Regions from separate parts of the Homo sapiens genome. Here region 2 is linked to region 1. A link is a loop called in an ENCODE intact Hi-C map of the cell type or tissue named here. Cell type or tissue: heart left ventricle. All regions are shown on one strand. Region 1 overlaps VAV3 (vav guanine nucleotide exchange factor 3). Region 2 overlaps VAV3 (vav guanine nucleotide exchange factor 3).

The links. Hi-C counts contacts between places; a loop is a spot of excess contacts. Peaks named below come from ENCODE experiments on the same cell type or tissue, not always from the same donor. Only the 100,000 strongest peaks of a DNase experiment are listed, where the experiment ranks them.
Region 2: a loop joins it to region 1, with 2.0 times the contacts of the local background. A loop is called at or near these places in 8 of 110 quality-filtered maps.

Annotation. Positions count from the first base shown.
Region 1 is chr1:107,951,760-107,959,759 of GRCh38, forward strand. All of the region lies in intron 1 of VAV3 (vav guanine nucleotide exchange factor 3), which reads right to left. It also overlaps the pseudogene TRUND-NNN8-1. Among named protein-coding and RNA genes, the nearest start is that of VAV3-AS1, 8.7 kb to the right of the region's middle. In heart left ventricle, no CTCF peak of the experiment used is centred here; no DNase peak of the experiment used is centred here; H3K27ac peaks cover 1,402 bases.
Region 2 is chr1:107,831,824-107,839,823 of GRCh38, forward strand. The region is part of intron 2 of VAV3 (vav guanine nucleotide exchange factor 3); the gene reads right to left. Among named protein-coding and RNA genes, the nearest start is that of MIR7852, 61 kb to the right of the region's middle. In heart left ventricle, no CTCF peak of the experiment used is centred here; no DNase peak of the experiment used is centred here.

The sequences.
Region 1 (8,000 bases):
CCATAATGAGATACTATCTCATATCAGTCAGAATGGCTATTATCAAAAAGTCAAAAAAAAAAACATGCTGACAAGATTATGGAGAAAAAGAAACACTTATACACTGTTGGTGGGAGTGTAAATTAGTTCAACATTTGTGGAAGACAGTGTGGTGATGCCTCAAAGACCTAAAGACAGAAATACCATTTGACCCAGCAATCCCATTGCAGGATATACACCCAAAGGAATATAAACTGTTCTAGTATAAAGACACACGTACACATATGTTCACTACAGCACTATTCACAATAGCAAAGGCATGGAATCAACCTAAATGTCCATCAGTGATAGACTGGATACAGAAAATGTGGTACATATACACTGTGGAATACTATGCAGAATGAGATCATGTCTTTTGCAGAGACATGGATAGCGCTGGAGGCCATTATCCTTAGCAAACTAACGCAGGAACAGAAAACCAAATGCCACATGTTCTCACTTATAAGTGAGGGCTAAATGATGAGATCACATGGGCACACGGAGGGGAACCACACACACTGGGGCCTATCAGACAGTGCAGGATGAGAAGAGGGAAAGGATCAAGAAAAATCACTAATGGGTACTAGGCTTAATACCTGGGTGATGAAATAATCTGCACAATAAACCCCCATGACACACGTTTACCTATGTAACAAACCTGCACATGTGCCCCGAACTTATAACAAAACTTTATATATATATATATATACACACATAAATTCAACCTAAAAAAAGAAAGACAGGAGAGAAATACCTTGAGCCATGCACACACATAAATAAATCCATTTTGTGACATTAGTGGTATAATGTACACATGAGCAAAATTAACTATGTATCCAGAAAAGCATTACCCACCTACCAAACTTTAGCCATGCCCATTCACTCTAACCCAAACGGCTCCCTTCCCATCCACTGTTTTATAAGGGAAAATATGAAGTAAAACCCGTACTGTATAGACTAAAAGCAACACAGGGTCAGGGATTGAGTTTCATTCACATTTGAATACCCAGCATCTACTACAAAGTCCAACATTGAGCAGACAATGTGATGATTTAAATAATTGCTTCACTTGCACAAATTTCCATGAAAACAGAAGCAAACAGAAAGTAGAGGGGCTATAAAATTACCAAAAAGCAAATAATCCACAAACTAATCAGACTAAAAAATAACAGAAATTTCGTTGTTTTAGATGTTTCATTTTAAATAGAACAACTTTCAGTTCAAAATAATACAATCTCATTTTACATTTCTAGGGCCTGCCTTGTTTTTTGAAAGCACTTTTCCAGTCATTTCCTCATGCAATTTGCCATCTATCCACTGAATTTGGCAGCAGGAACGGGAAACTTCACCGAATCTGGAATTAGGACAGTTGGACTCAAGTCCTGTCTTCACCACTTCCTGTCTGTGTGACCTTGAGAAAAGCCCTTTAGCCAGGGCACATATCCATTTCCTCCTCTGTAGAGCAGTGATAAGATCTTATTCTTCCTGTCTCATAGACATGAGGATTGGGGAGGCAGTGGGGAGAAGGAAGGAAATAATCTTACCAAGTACCCACCATGTACCAGGCATTTAAATATTTTCATTCTCACCATAATCCTGCAAAGAAATTCCACAATTTCTTGCCTATCAGATGAGAAAACAGATTCAATAAGTAAAGTAACTTTCCCAGGGTCAGTGTTGTTAAGTGCCAGAGCTGGGATTCAATCATTTCTGCCTGATCCCTGATCATGAAACCATAATGCTGCCTTGATATGTGTAAAACATTTTAGTTGCTATTTAGTATATTATTGCACATGTAAGTATCCGCTGCTATTGCTATAAGTACAGAAGCCAGAGGCAAAGAGAAGGAAACATGAAGGCCACACAGCCTGTCAGAGACAGATCTGGGACTAGAACCCAGGTCTCCTGACTCCTGACCTTAAGTGTTCCCATTAAACCATGCTGCCCCCATGCTCCCAGGAAAAGGCATAGGGAAGCACGACGCTTGTTTATTCAGACCAGCTGTTACAGATCTATTTTAAGACAGGCACTCTGAAAACCATGGAAGGTGAGTATCAAGTGTATCATTAAATATTCCATATTAATTGACCCTTTAAAGAACTCTCATGTGAGTAGCATGTGCTGCTGGCTTCCTGTTAAGCAAGCAACTCAAAAACTGAATACACTTCTTGTAACACAGATTTTGAAAGCACATTCAGACAGCAGCACAAAATACAATTTAAAAATAATTTTACATGGAAATCAAAAGGAACTACTTTGCTGTTCATGGTTCTATCCACTAAATGCCCAAGATTAAGGAAAACCAGAATGTCAACTTGTGACTGGCTTTAACACCATGAAGGGTCTATGTTAACAGAGGATGAAAAACATGATAAAATAATGCTCCAAATAATAGCTAACAATAGGTTGTCTGTGAATTTACAAAAAGAATATTTATAATAGAAAAAAAATGCCCTATCAAAGCACATCATTTTAAACAACAGTGTTCCTGCTTCCCAGAGAAATGTAGGCACTCCTGACTCCAGAACAGAGCATTAAACCATGTGCTTGAGACCAGCTGTCACAAGGCACAGTATTAAAAGGCTAAAAAGGAACAGCTACACTCACTTTCTCTCTTCCCCTCATTAACTTTCCTTAGTTTTCCTGATTTCCTTTCCTTTTCCCATTATATACCTGTCAAAAGTCTAACACCCATTTTATACTGAATAGTGTGATAAATGTGTATGAAATCATCCAGATTCAGTATCCTGAGGCAAATTTTTTTTTTTTTTTTTTTGAGATGAAGTCTTGCTCTGTTGCCCAGGCTGGAGTGCAGTGGCATGATCTTGGATCACTGCAACCTCCACCTCCCAGGTTCAAGCTATTCTCCTGTCCTGAGGCAAAATTTTAACTCAATATCTGACTAGTAAGGAGGTGCTATTAACAACAGCCATAAGGCCAATCAGAACACTCCTCCAAGGGAGCCCCACACAACAGGAAAATACCATGGGAGGGGGGGAAATTCATTGCAGTCCTCATCGCAGTTCACATTCAGATAGGCCGATAGCCTCGCTGACAAGAATTCAGTTCGCTCTTAATGTTCTTATTCTAAGTTTGGCTCTACCACAAACCACTTGTTGGTGTAAGTTACTAAACCCCTCTTAGCTTCAGAGAGTATCCACCACATGGGGATAAATAACAGTGCCTGCCTCACGGTGTTGGACAATTAGATGAGATAATGCATGGAAAGCTTTAGTAACTGCCTTGTATGTTTCCACAGAAGCAGTGATAATCATTATAGTAAAAAATAGTTAACATCTATTGGGCACTTGTTATAAGCCAGTCACATTAATTAATTCAGCTAGCCCTCACAAGAACCCTAGGAGGTAGGTTCTTTTATTTGGTCTATTTTAGAGATGAGGAAGCTAAAGAACAGACAGATAGACAGGTTTAGTCACTTTCTGAGAGTCACTCGGTAAGTGGTGAAGTAATGTTACCTGCTATTATTAGTAATGGCACTTAAGTATTTTTGGTTTTTAATGACAGTCAGTGCTGGCTATGTTTTTTTTTTAATTTGTAGATGTTTGAAAAGGTAGTAAAGAGTCACCATTTTCATCCCATTGATGAATTTAATCTATGCCTATTTATGTATGCCTATTAGGTATGACTCCCTGTGTCCATTTCTAGTGCCATATATAAAGGAACTAGCCTATGGCATCCTCAATCAAGCCAAAGCCTGGAAGGGAGACGGATAAGGAAAAAAAACTGCAAAACAGCAAGAAATGCTGCATTCTACCAGACACTGTGGCACAAAGCAGCATGTGCTCAGCCACACCTGGGAGAAAAGTCAGGGAAGACAATACAAAGATGACTCTTGAACTGAATCTACAAGTAGACAAATGAAAAAGGGAACTTCAAGCAGACAAAAAGGTATATGCAACAGCACAGAGACATTTAACAGCATAGTCTTCAAGAAACTGCAAGAAGGTCAGGAGTACAAAGTGGAGAAGAGCTTTGAGAGATGAAGCAGCACAAGACCATGAGCTCTTGCATACTAAGGAGGTTGGATTTTATCCCATGGTCCATCAGGAACCACTAAAGTTATAAGGAGGTTGTCTGATCATCTGCCCTAGTAGCTCAGATCAAACCCTAGGCATCCTTAGTCGCTCTCCATCACACCCAATGTTCATCCACATGTTTCTATCTCTACTCTGAAAATATATCTCACATCAAATGAAGGGAACAACGGCATACATGCATGCAAATGGGAAAGATCCAAGTGAGAACTGATGATGCAGAAGAGCATCGGGGTAAGAGTGAAGGAGAAACTGGCCTTGGCCAGGAGCACTGTTAACTCACTCATAGTGCAGGAGAGAAGGCATCATCTATGAGCACAGATGCAGGAAGGTGGGAGCCTGAGGAAGCTCTCCTCCAATTTTGTCTTTTCTCTCAGTGGAACAGGAAGTAAGATTACGAGTTGAGAGAAAGAAGGGAGAAACGGGTGATTAAGTTAAGTTTAAGGAAAGAAGAAAAGGTAGTACAGAGTGATCTGGAGAGTCAAAAAGTAAATGGTCTCGGGCAGTTCTCAAACTTTTTTTTCCTCAGGACCCCTTTCCACTCTTAAAACGTGATTGAGAATCCTCAGCAGCTTTTGTTTGGGGTTTCACAGCTATTAATGTTTAACATACTAGAATTCTAAACTGATAAGCCTTTGAAACGTACACAAGCATATATGCTACAGTCAGCCACAGCAACGGTATAGGCACTATCACACAGCCTTTGGAAAATTCCTCTATATACACATTAGAAAATGAGAATGAGGGCAAATAATCTATTATTATTCGATTATAAATAAAACCATAAAGAGAGTTTTGAAATTGTAGGACCCGTAAAAGCACTTCAGGGACTGCCAGTAGTTCCAGACCATACTTTGAGAACATTAAAGAAATATAATCAGATGACTGGATGGCCCAAGGTGCCCACTTGAGGTTAGGGATCATGAACTTAAAGTGAGAGCAGTCAGCACGGTGCGGGTTTTCCTCCATTACATTCAGCAGCTCAGTTGTAAGCAGGGAATAAGTAACAAGTTGAATTTTACCAGGGTTTTGTTTATCCAAACAAGCAGGACAAATCGAGGGACGTCAAGGAATTATAATGGCTATAGTATTTAAGCTAAGTAGGAAGGAAATGAAAACTGAATCAGGAAGTTAAGAGGTGGTAGAAGCAATGAGTTCAAAGGATTGTTGGGTTTTAGGTATTAGTAGAACAAACCCAAAAGAAAGGGGTATTAAGAGAGTGGGATGCATGAAACTGAGAAGAGAGAGGGTAACTGGTAATAACTTCCAACTCAGAGTCCAAGACAGAATGTGTTCCCTTTCTCACTAAAATGTGCCCCTTCTTTATGACACTTCTGTCACCTGATGCTGAAACCTGGGTCTCAACCTAGATACTTTCCACTCTTTCTCTGTATCTAAAAGGTTGCAAAGTCCCAGCCATCCCAACTCATAATTATCACTTTAATCTTTTTTGTTCCTCTCTATCCCTCTATTCACCTCCTTTCTCTGGCCTTATCTTCTGTTGAATGACTTCAGTACCAGTCCTGCTCACGCCTAGTTTTGTCCCATCCAATCCACCCCTCTCTATTGTGAGTGAACTTTCTACAATGATCAGGCTTCATACCTATGGAGCCACTGTAATTATAGAGGCAGGGGTGTAAAACAGGCAGACTGAGGCTGTCAGTATGAATTTGGGATCCAGCAAGGTAGGTAACACCACAGATGTCATGAGATGCTACAGGGAAGCGAATATGAAATCAAAACACAACTAAAGAGAAAACTCTAAAATGTTTAAGATATGTTTCAATAAAGAGAAGCCAGCAAACAAACAAACAAAAACTGAGAAGGAATAATAAGAGGTACAAGAGAATCAGGAGAATATGGTGTGGTGAGAGTAAAGGGAAGAGAGAGTTTTAGGAGAAGGGGATGATCAGTAACATCAATTGCTACAGGGGATTCGAGAAAAATAATAAAAACAATCCACTGTATTTGAAAATTAGAAAATATGTGGTGATCTATACTAGATCAACCCCATTTGTATTGCAAACATGGTATAATTTTCTCCATCTTAAAAAAAAAAAAAGACACGATCTCATTTCCTCACTCTGGCAAGCCATGGGATTGTACCTCACCAAGAGGGTTTCAGTACTTCAGTGCCTTACCCCAGGCTCTGCTTTCCAGAGAACCTAGGTTAAGCCACCAATCACGCAGACAGAACAAGTGCTTAAGATGCCTAAAGATGCCACAACTACTTTACATGAAAAGATCCTGATTGGTATTGAGTTTAAAATTATGCTGGCAGATTATCCAAGAGAATAACCTAACAAATGGCAAAGAGGTTAATGACTTCTGAGAAGACTAAGGAATGATATTATTCTGAATGAACTGACTAAAAATGTTACTAGGCACACCATTCTTTTTGGGAAATAACAGTTCTTCCTCCTTCCCTTTTGTATAACCCAAAAATCTGTAAGTCACACCACCTTGTATGGGAGGAGGGAGTGTGTAGACATGTATTTGGAATTCATGCCTCAATGCTAAAACTAAATCATAGTTTTTAAAAACAATGTATGGTTGTGTACAGCAGAAACTAACTCTTTAAAATAATAACAGCAGCATCAAAACTCAGCTTAGAAGGAAATCTCACAGACAATAGTGATGAATTATTTTAGGAATGCTGCATCACCAACACTAGATGTTCAAAGGGCAACACTGTATGAAAACACATGGCAATCAATGACTCTAAGTTCAAGTGGTATTCAGAATAGTCACAATCTGAACAAAAAGAAGATTTTAAAACACTTTAAATTTTACTTATTTTTTTTTATCATTATACTTTAAGTTCTGGGATACATGTGAAGCAAGTGCAGGTTTGTTACATAGGTATACATGTGCCATGGTGGTTTCCTGCACCCATCAACCCGTCATCTACGTTAGGTATTTCTCATAATGTTATCCCTCCCCTTGCCCTCCAACCCCCGACAGGCCCCGGTGTGTGATGTTCCCCTCCCTGTGCCCATATGTTCTCATTCTTCATATATAGATATATCTTTTCACATACAAATACATATACACAAGAGTACCATATGAGAAAATCTGTCCATCTAAAGAGCTCTTTCAATAGGTATAAAATAAGAATTGTGTCATAAGAAAATAAACTATATCTAGGCCGGGCACAGTGGCTTACAGCTGTAATCCCAGTACTTTCGGGAGGCCAAGGCGGCCTGATGACCTGAGGTCTGAAGTTTGAGACCAGATTGGCCAACAAGGTAAAACCCCGTCTCTACTAAAATACAAAAATTAGCCAGGCGTGGTAGCACACACCTGTAATCCTAGCTACCTGGGAGGCTAAGGCAGGAGAATTGGTTGAACCCAGGAGGCAGAGGTTGCAGTGAGCCAAGATCTCACCACTGCACTCCAGCCTGGGTGACGGAGCAAGACTCTGTCTAAAAAATAAATAAATTAATTAATTAATTAATTAACCCATATATTGATTTCTTTTCCCCTAGTAGCCACTATCCCATTTTTCTGTTCTCTTTGCAGCAAAATTACTCCCTAAAGAGCTGTCTATACTTGCTGTCTCAACCCTCTCCTACTATCAGGTGTTTGCCCACCACATCACCAAATCTGTTTTTGTCAAGGTCACCAAGGAAACTTATATTGTTTAAATCTTCTATCCTCAGTCCTTATTTCACTTGATCAGCAGCATTTGACATGTCATCGCTCCTCCCAAAAATACTCTGTTCACTTGGTTTCCCTCCTACCTCATGGCCATTGCCTCTCAACTCCTTCACAGGTTCTCCCCATCTCTCTGCCCTCGAGAACAGGCATGCTCCAATGGCTCATCAGACTTTTTCTTCTTTCTTCACTACTCCCTGTGTGGTATCACCCAGTCTCATGATTTTAAATACCATCTTCACCTTGATGACTCCAAACTTTATACCTACA
Region 2 (8,000 bases), 120 kb before region 1:
ACCATAGTAAAAACCAGAATTTTTTTCCACAATTCAGTAGAAAGGTTCTGCTGAGATTAGGTATGTAAAATTGCACCACATTTGGAAAAGCTCCTTGAGGAATCTTGACCAGTCACTGATACAGAACCTAAACCACAGCCTTGCCTACAACATCTATTCAACCCATAAGAACTTACTGAATTGGATCACAGGATTGACTTAAAACAACAAGATGAGCATGAGCTTGGAAGCAAATGCAATCATCCAGGTGTGAAGTAAAGTCAGTCTCATCTGGCAAGTAACCATGGAAGTGGCAGTGAAGGGATGGCAAGGACTTGGCAGCCATGGGGACTGATCTGGTTATAAGAGCAACACAAACATGGCCAGGGAAACGTTGCTAATGATCTAATGGACTAATGGACCTTAGTTCTCTCCTCTTGGAAATTAGAAGATGGTAATTAAAGATGTCTCTCTCCTTCAGCTTCTAAATATAATGCCGGAGGAAGCATATAGACTCACTGTGAACAAGCAGGTGCCTGGAGAGTCAGCAAATGCATCGGCAGAGCAGTTACAATGATAAGAACAGGAAGAACCTTCGAAAATGTTTGGAATTCGTGGACCGGGTCTTTAACAGTCTGAACAATGACCTGCGAGTCTCACAGCAATCCAAAAGGCAGTCCCACTGACTGCCTTCTATTTCTTCATGGCAGCATTTTCAAAATCATCATTTTCATTTCTATCTGAGTCTTTTATAAAATAATTTAAAACACAAACTCCAAATTACTAAAGCTTATTTTTTAATTTATGAACTCTTCCAACTGTCTAATATCCAGGATGTAGTATAATAGGTGTCTTTAACACCTCGGTAGAAATGGCTCCCCTTGTGTCTACCTTGCAATTAATTTATGTTTTCCAAAGTGTTGATGCTTCAATATTCATATTTAAGCTATGGAAATTTTAAAAACAGTAACGCTGTAGAAAATGTAAGCCATTGATTACATTGTACAAAATGTAAACTGCTGAATCATAAGTTAGGAAGAGCAAATAACATACACACATTGTTAATTGAATGCATTCATGCTAGAAAAAGGTCTATGATTCAAAGAACCATACTATTCTATTTTGTGTGCTTGGAATTTTCACTATCAAAAGTTTTAAAAAGTTTGATATAACAGTGAAAATCTAATGAGAAATACATGATTTTTTTCGCAACTAGAAAATCATAGCAAAAAATCATAAAGATAAAATAATTATGAAGATCAAGCATTAACATTTACATTAAGCTTAGCGAGGAAGGCATGTCAAAAGCTGAGGCAAGTCAAAAACTAGGCCTCTTGTGCCAGTTAGACAAGTAGTGAATGTAAAGGAAAAGTTATTGAAGGAAATTAAAGCTGCTACTCCAGTAAATACACAAATGATAAGAAAGTGAAACAGCTTTATTACTGACACAGTGAAAGTTTTCGTGGTCTGGATAGATCAGATCAGCCACAACATTCCCTTAAGCCAAAACATAACTCAAGGCCCTAACTCTCTTCCATTCTGTGAAGGCTGAGAAAGGTGAGGAAACTGTAGAAGAAAAGTTTGAAGCTAACAGAGGTTGGTTCATAAGGTTTTAAGAAAGAAGTCATCTTCATAACATAATTTTAAAATGATGTTAGACCAATCCTTTTTAAAGAAAATATTATCACGTATTTGTTCAAATCTCTCTTCTATACTTTTTCACTTATAACTGAGACTAACAAAATTTTAGAAATTTTTTTTTCTAATTTTTACTTATGTATGTCTATACTTACCTACAACATTCTAGGTTTATCTTTTCCAAAAGTTCATACTCTTTTTCAAGGGATGAGTTCTGAATATTCAGGAATCAATTATACAGTGTGTTTATGACGTGTGGTCAGTGCCTATTTCACTCCCTGTAACCCCACCAAGCAATAGTGAAATGTTCTTGTTATTGTGAAGCTAGCAAAGGTCTAGGGAGTCACTTGGATGACAAGGGTGGCTTCAAAAATGGTGCTAAAATTATTACATGAATCGTAATTAATAATTCCATTCAAGTTCTTCCTTGACTACTACAAGTAATCAAGCACTAGCCATGGCAATGCTTACTCGCATGCAATTTTGTTCACAGTGTCCACTCCTTAGGTTCATTGCTCACATGAGACAGTATCAGATCTCAATAAACCATAACATACTTTTAGTTCTTTTTCAAAAGTAAAACACTTTCACTCACTTTAAGATATTTAGAAACTATAGAGAACTGTAAAGCAGAACCAGGTGTTTTAACTACAGTCAACAATTTGCTGTAAATAATTCTTGTTTTCTCATTATGCAATTTTGTGTGGCCATATATAAACCCATTTTACATTTAAAAATTGCACCCTTATGGACACACACAGAAGAAACATCTCTTAAAGGGAAATAAATGCATGATACACCCGTAAATTATTCCAAAACCACATATACCTGTTCTGAATGTCTTTAGTACCCAATGTCTCTGCTGTTGTCAAGTCATAAATTAGCCCCCTTCAGGATTAGCTCTCATAACTCTTAAACCACTGGGCCCCATGCAGTGCTCTAAGGCAGGAATTTTAAAAATGTTCCATTGCATAAAATCAGTAAGGACACAGGAAAATAACTACAGGAAATTGGAATATTCAATTGACAATCTGGAGTACTGTCAATTAGATCAAGTTATTTGATAACTCTACACAATAGCAGAATACGCATTCTGATCAAGCTCACATGGAATAGTCATCATGACAGACCACATTCCAGGCCACAAAACATACCTTAATGGGAGGAATGGGGACAAGATGGCCAACTAGATGCAGCCAGGAAGCCCCTCTCCCACCAAGAGAGACCAAAATATTGAGTAAACCAACATACTTTGAACAGATCTTTGGAGAGAAAGCAATGAGAGTCAATAGAGAGGCAATGCAAACACCAGGGCTGATGAGGAAGGAAGCTGGGAACTCTGCATGGGGTTGCTGAATGCCAGGACTAGTTCCTGGCCTTGAACAGCTCCTAAGGAAGAAGTGAGTGAAGTGACTGTGGGACAACCTACTCTCACCATGGACCTCTGGGATCCTAGCTACAGGAGATCCCATGACCCCCACAGGCTTCTGAACTGACAGGGGCATCTGTCCAGAGAGTAGAAAGAGACAGAGCTCCAGCCTGCATGGAACCCAGGGGTTTTACACATAGGGCAGCTACAGCAAAATGCTCTAATAAGCACCCATCATTCAAGGCTCTCCATCTTCCTCCAAGTAGCTGTAACCCCTGCTGACTGCTAGGCCAGGAGAGAGTAGGGCTATATTTTCTGCAGGACTGGGGCACATCTGTACTGCATGCTCCCCTGTCCACCAGCCGCTATCAAGGCCCCTGCCTGGCTGCTCCCACAAGAGCATGCACACCGCACAGGTTCCATTACCCAGCCTCAGTGCCTTGCCATGGCCCCACATGAGTGCTTTCCTGGAGGCCTAGGAGCACTATGGCTACCCTAGCACAGCTGGTGCCAAGCAGCTAAAGGACAAAGCCTCAGGCTTGTGGCAACCCCCCAGGTTAGAGCAGATGGCTCAGGAGTGACAAGCTGAGATCTATGGCTGGTCCTCAAGCAGGGAAAGAGCACCCACTCTGAACACTGAGAAGAGTGAGATGTGCGGTTTGTGGGCCAGTGTGAGAGCTGGGCATGCCTCCCTCTGCGGGGCTGGTCTGGGAACAGTGTGGTCTATCTGCTAGCTGCAGCCTCTGCCCAATGTAGCCTCATGGCCTAGAACACTTAACAGCCCAATGATCTGGGCAAAGAAAGTTTGGGAAAAAACTAGCAGGTAGGGACAGATTCTACAGTAGCCACCAGAAGGAGATCAGTCAATGGAGAGCAAGCTGGAGGTCCCCACAGCTGTCTGCAGGGCAAAAAACCCCGGCCCATAGGCACCATACCATCTGCACAGCCACAGCATCACTGCTCTGCCCAAAGATCCCCCACCCTTGACCTCTTACATCAACAGACCACCTATGGACATACTCCACAACCCATTCTGACTGTGCCAAGCACAGAGGACCAGCAGACCTCCGGAATTCTGCAGGTTTCTGGCAATCTAACCTTCAGCTCAGGCTGCCCCTAAGGGAAGGGGAAGCACAGCCCATTAGGACATTCCTTAGGGCTAGGGAAACACAGGCATGGTGCCTAAATATATATACACCTAACACTGGAGCATCCAGATTCATAAAACAAGTTTTTAGAGACCCACGAAAAGACAGGCACAAAATAATAGTGAAAGATGTCAACACTCCACTGACAGCATTAGACAGATCATCGAGGCAGAAACCTAACAAAGAAATTATGGACTTAAACTTAACACTTGACAAATTGGACCTAATAGACATTGACAGAATACTCAACCCAACAATCACAGAATATACAATCTTCTCATCTACACACAAAACATAATCTAAGATTGACCATATGTTTAGCCATAAAGCAAGTCTCAATAAATTCAAACAACTTACTCCTGAATGATTTTAAGGTAAACAACAAAATGAAGGTGGAAATCAAAAAATCTTTGAAATTAATGAAACAGAATTACAACATACCAAAATACTTGGGATATAATGAGAGTAGTTTTAAGAGGAAAGTTTATAGCACTAAATGCCTACATCAAAAAGTTTAAAAGTTCTCAAATTAACAATCTAACACTGCACCTACAGGAACTGGAAAAACAAGAACAAAACAAGCTCAAAACTAGCAGAAGAAAAGAAATAAAATCAGCGAAGAACTAAATGAAACTGAGATGCAAATACACATCTAAAAAGTCAACAAAAACAAAAGTTGGTTCTTTGAAAGAATAAATAAGATTGTTAGACCACTGTCTAGATGAACAAAAACAGAAAAGATACAGATAAGCATGATCAAAAATGGCAGATGACATTACCACTGATCCTACCAAAACATAAAAGAACCTCAGACTATTATGAATACCTCTATGCATACAAATTAGAAAAGCTAGAGGAAATATATAAACTCCTAGAATAACACAACCTCCAAGATTGAACCAGAAAGAAATTGAAAACCTGAACAGATCAGTAACACATTCTGAAATTGAATCAGTAATAAGAAACCTACCAACAAAAAAAAACAGGTGGATTCACAGCCAAATTCTTCCTGATGTACAAAGAAAAACTGGTACCAGTCCTGCTGAAGCTGTTCCCAAAAAATCAAAGAGGAAGGACTCCTCCCTAACTGACTCTACAAAGCCAGCATCATCCTAATACCAAAACCTGGCAGAGAAACAATGGGCAAAAAAAAACAAAACGAAACAAAACTTCAAGCTGATATCCCTGATGAATATAGATGCAGAAATCCTTAACAAAATACTAGCAAACCAACTCTAGAAGCACATCAAAAAGTTAGTTTACCATGATGAAGGAGGCCTTATTCCTGGGATGCAATGTTGGTTCAACATATGCAAATCAATAAATGTGATTCACCACATAAATAGAACTAAAATCAAAAACCATACGATCATCTCAATAGACACAGAAAAAAACTTTGAATAAAATCTAACATCCTTTTATGATAAAAACTCTCAATAGACTAGGCATTGAAGGAACATTTCCTGATTGGAAAAATCAGTATCATTAAAATGGCCATACTGTCCAAAGCAATTTACAGATTCAACACTACTCCTATCAAACTAGCAATGTCATTTTTCACAGAATTAGATAAAAACTACCCTGAAATTCATATGGAACCAAAAAAGAGCCCAAATAGCCAAAGCAATCTTAAGCAAAAGGAACAAAGCCAAAGGCATCACATTACCCAACTTGAAACTACACTACAAGGCTACAGTAACCAAAACAGCATGGTACTGATACAAAAAGTGACACATAGACCAATGAAACAGAATACAGAACCAATAAATAAAGCTGCACACCTACAACTATCTGATCTTTGACAAAGTCAGTGAAAATCAGAAAAGGGGGAAAGAATCCCTTTTCAATAAATGGTACTGGCATTACTGGCTAGCCATACACAGGAGAATGGAACTGGACTCCTACCTATCACCATATACAAAAATCAACTCGAGATGGATTGAAGACTTAAATGTAAGACCTCAAACTGTAAAAATCCTAGAAGAAAACCTAGGAAATACTCTTCTCAACATGGGACCTGGCAAATAATTCATGGTCAAGTTCTCAAAAGCAATTGTGACAAAAACAGAAATTGACAAATAGGACCTAATTAACCTAAAGAGCTTCTGCACAGTAGGAGAAACTATCAACAGAGTAAACAAACTACAGAATGGAAGAATATATTCGCAAACTATGCATCCGACAAAGTTCTAATAACCAGAATCTATCAGGAACTTAAATGAATCAAGAAGAATATATTCGCAAACTATGCATCCGACAAAGCTCTAATAGCCAGAAGCTATCAGGAACTTAAATAAATCAAGCACAAAACAGGAACTCCATTGAAAAGTGAGCAAAGGACATGAACAGACCCTTCTCAAAAGAGAACACACAAGTCTCCAACAAACATAAATGTTCAACATCACTAATCAGAGAAATGCACATCAAAACCAGAATGAGATACAAACTCACATCTGGTCAGGGTGGCTTTTATTAAAAAGACAAAAAATAACAAATGTTGGCAAGGCTGTGGAGAAAAGAGAACACTTTTACACTGTTGATGGAAATGCAAACTAGCCCAGCCACTGTGGAGAGCAGTTTGGAGATTTCTCAAAGAACTAAAGAGTCAAGTTGAACTACCATTCAATCCAGCAATCCAATTACTGGGTATACAACCAAAGGAAAATAAATCATTCTACCTAGAGACACATGCATCCGTACATTCATTGCAGCACTATTCACAATAGCAAAGACATGAAATCAACCCAAGTGCCCAACAACGGTAGACCAGATAAGAAATTGTACACCATGGGATACTGTGCAGCCCTAAAATAAAAAGAATAAAATCATGTCCTTTGCAGCAGCATAGATGGTGCTGGAGCGTATTAGCCTAGGTGAACTAACACAGAAACAGAAAATCAAATAATGCATGTTCTCACTTACAAGTAGGAGCTAAACATGAGGTATATGTGGACATAAAGATGGGAACAATAGGCACTGAGGACTACTAGAGCAAGGAGAGGAGAGAGGCAAGGGCTGAAAAACTACCTATTGAGTACTATGCTCACTACCTGGGTGACAGATTCCTTTGTACTCTAAATCTTGGTATCACACAATATACCTCTGTAACAAACCTGCACATGTACCCCCAAATCTAAAATAAAAGTTTGAAAGAAAAGGAAAAATTAAAAGAATACTGTAGTAGTCAAATGCATAAGTTAGCATTTCTTGCCAATTTGCTCAGCTTTATAGGGCAGAGGCTGATTTAATTCATCATGTAAACTGACTTTGTCTTCTTCAAGCTTATGACCAAATACAAAACTGATAACCTATTTTATTATAAAAATAATTACTGAATAAAACATACCTTAACAGAATAGAAATCATATAAAGTATGTTCTCAGACAATATGGAACTAAACTAGAAATCAACAACAGAAAGATAGCTAGAAAATGTCTAGATATCTGTTAATTAAAGAACACACTCAAGTAACTTATGAGTCGAAAAATTCACAAATGAACTTTGAAATATTTTAACTACATGAAAATCAAGCTACAAGTTGTCTAAATGCATGAGATGCAGCAAAAATTGGTCCTTAGAGAAAAATTTATAGCATTAAATGCATATATTAAACCAGAAAAAATATCTAAAATTAATAATCTAAAGCTTCCACCCTAGGAAACTAGAGAAAGAACAACTTAAGCTTAGAGCAGACAGAATAAAAGAAATACTAAAAATTAGAGCAGGAATCAACAAAATTGGAAACAGGTAAACAATAGGAGGAACCAATAAAACCAAAAGATGGTTCTTTGAAAAGATCAATAAAACTGATAAACTTCCAGCTAAGCAAACCAAGAAAAAAGAAAGATGACACAAATTGCTAATAT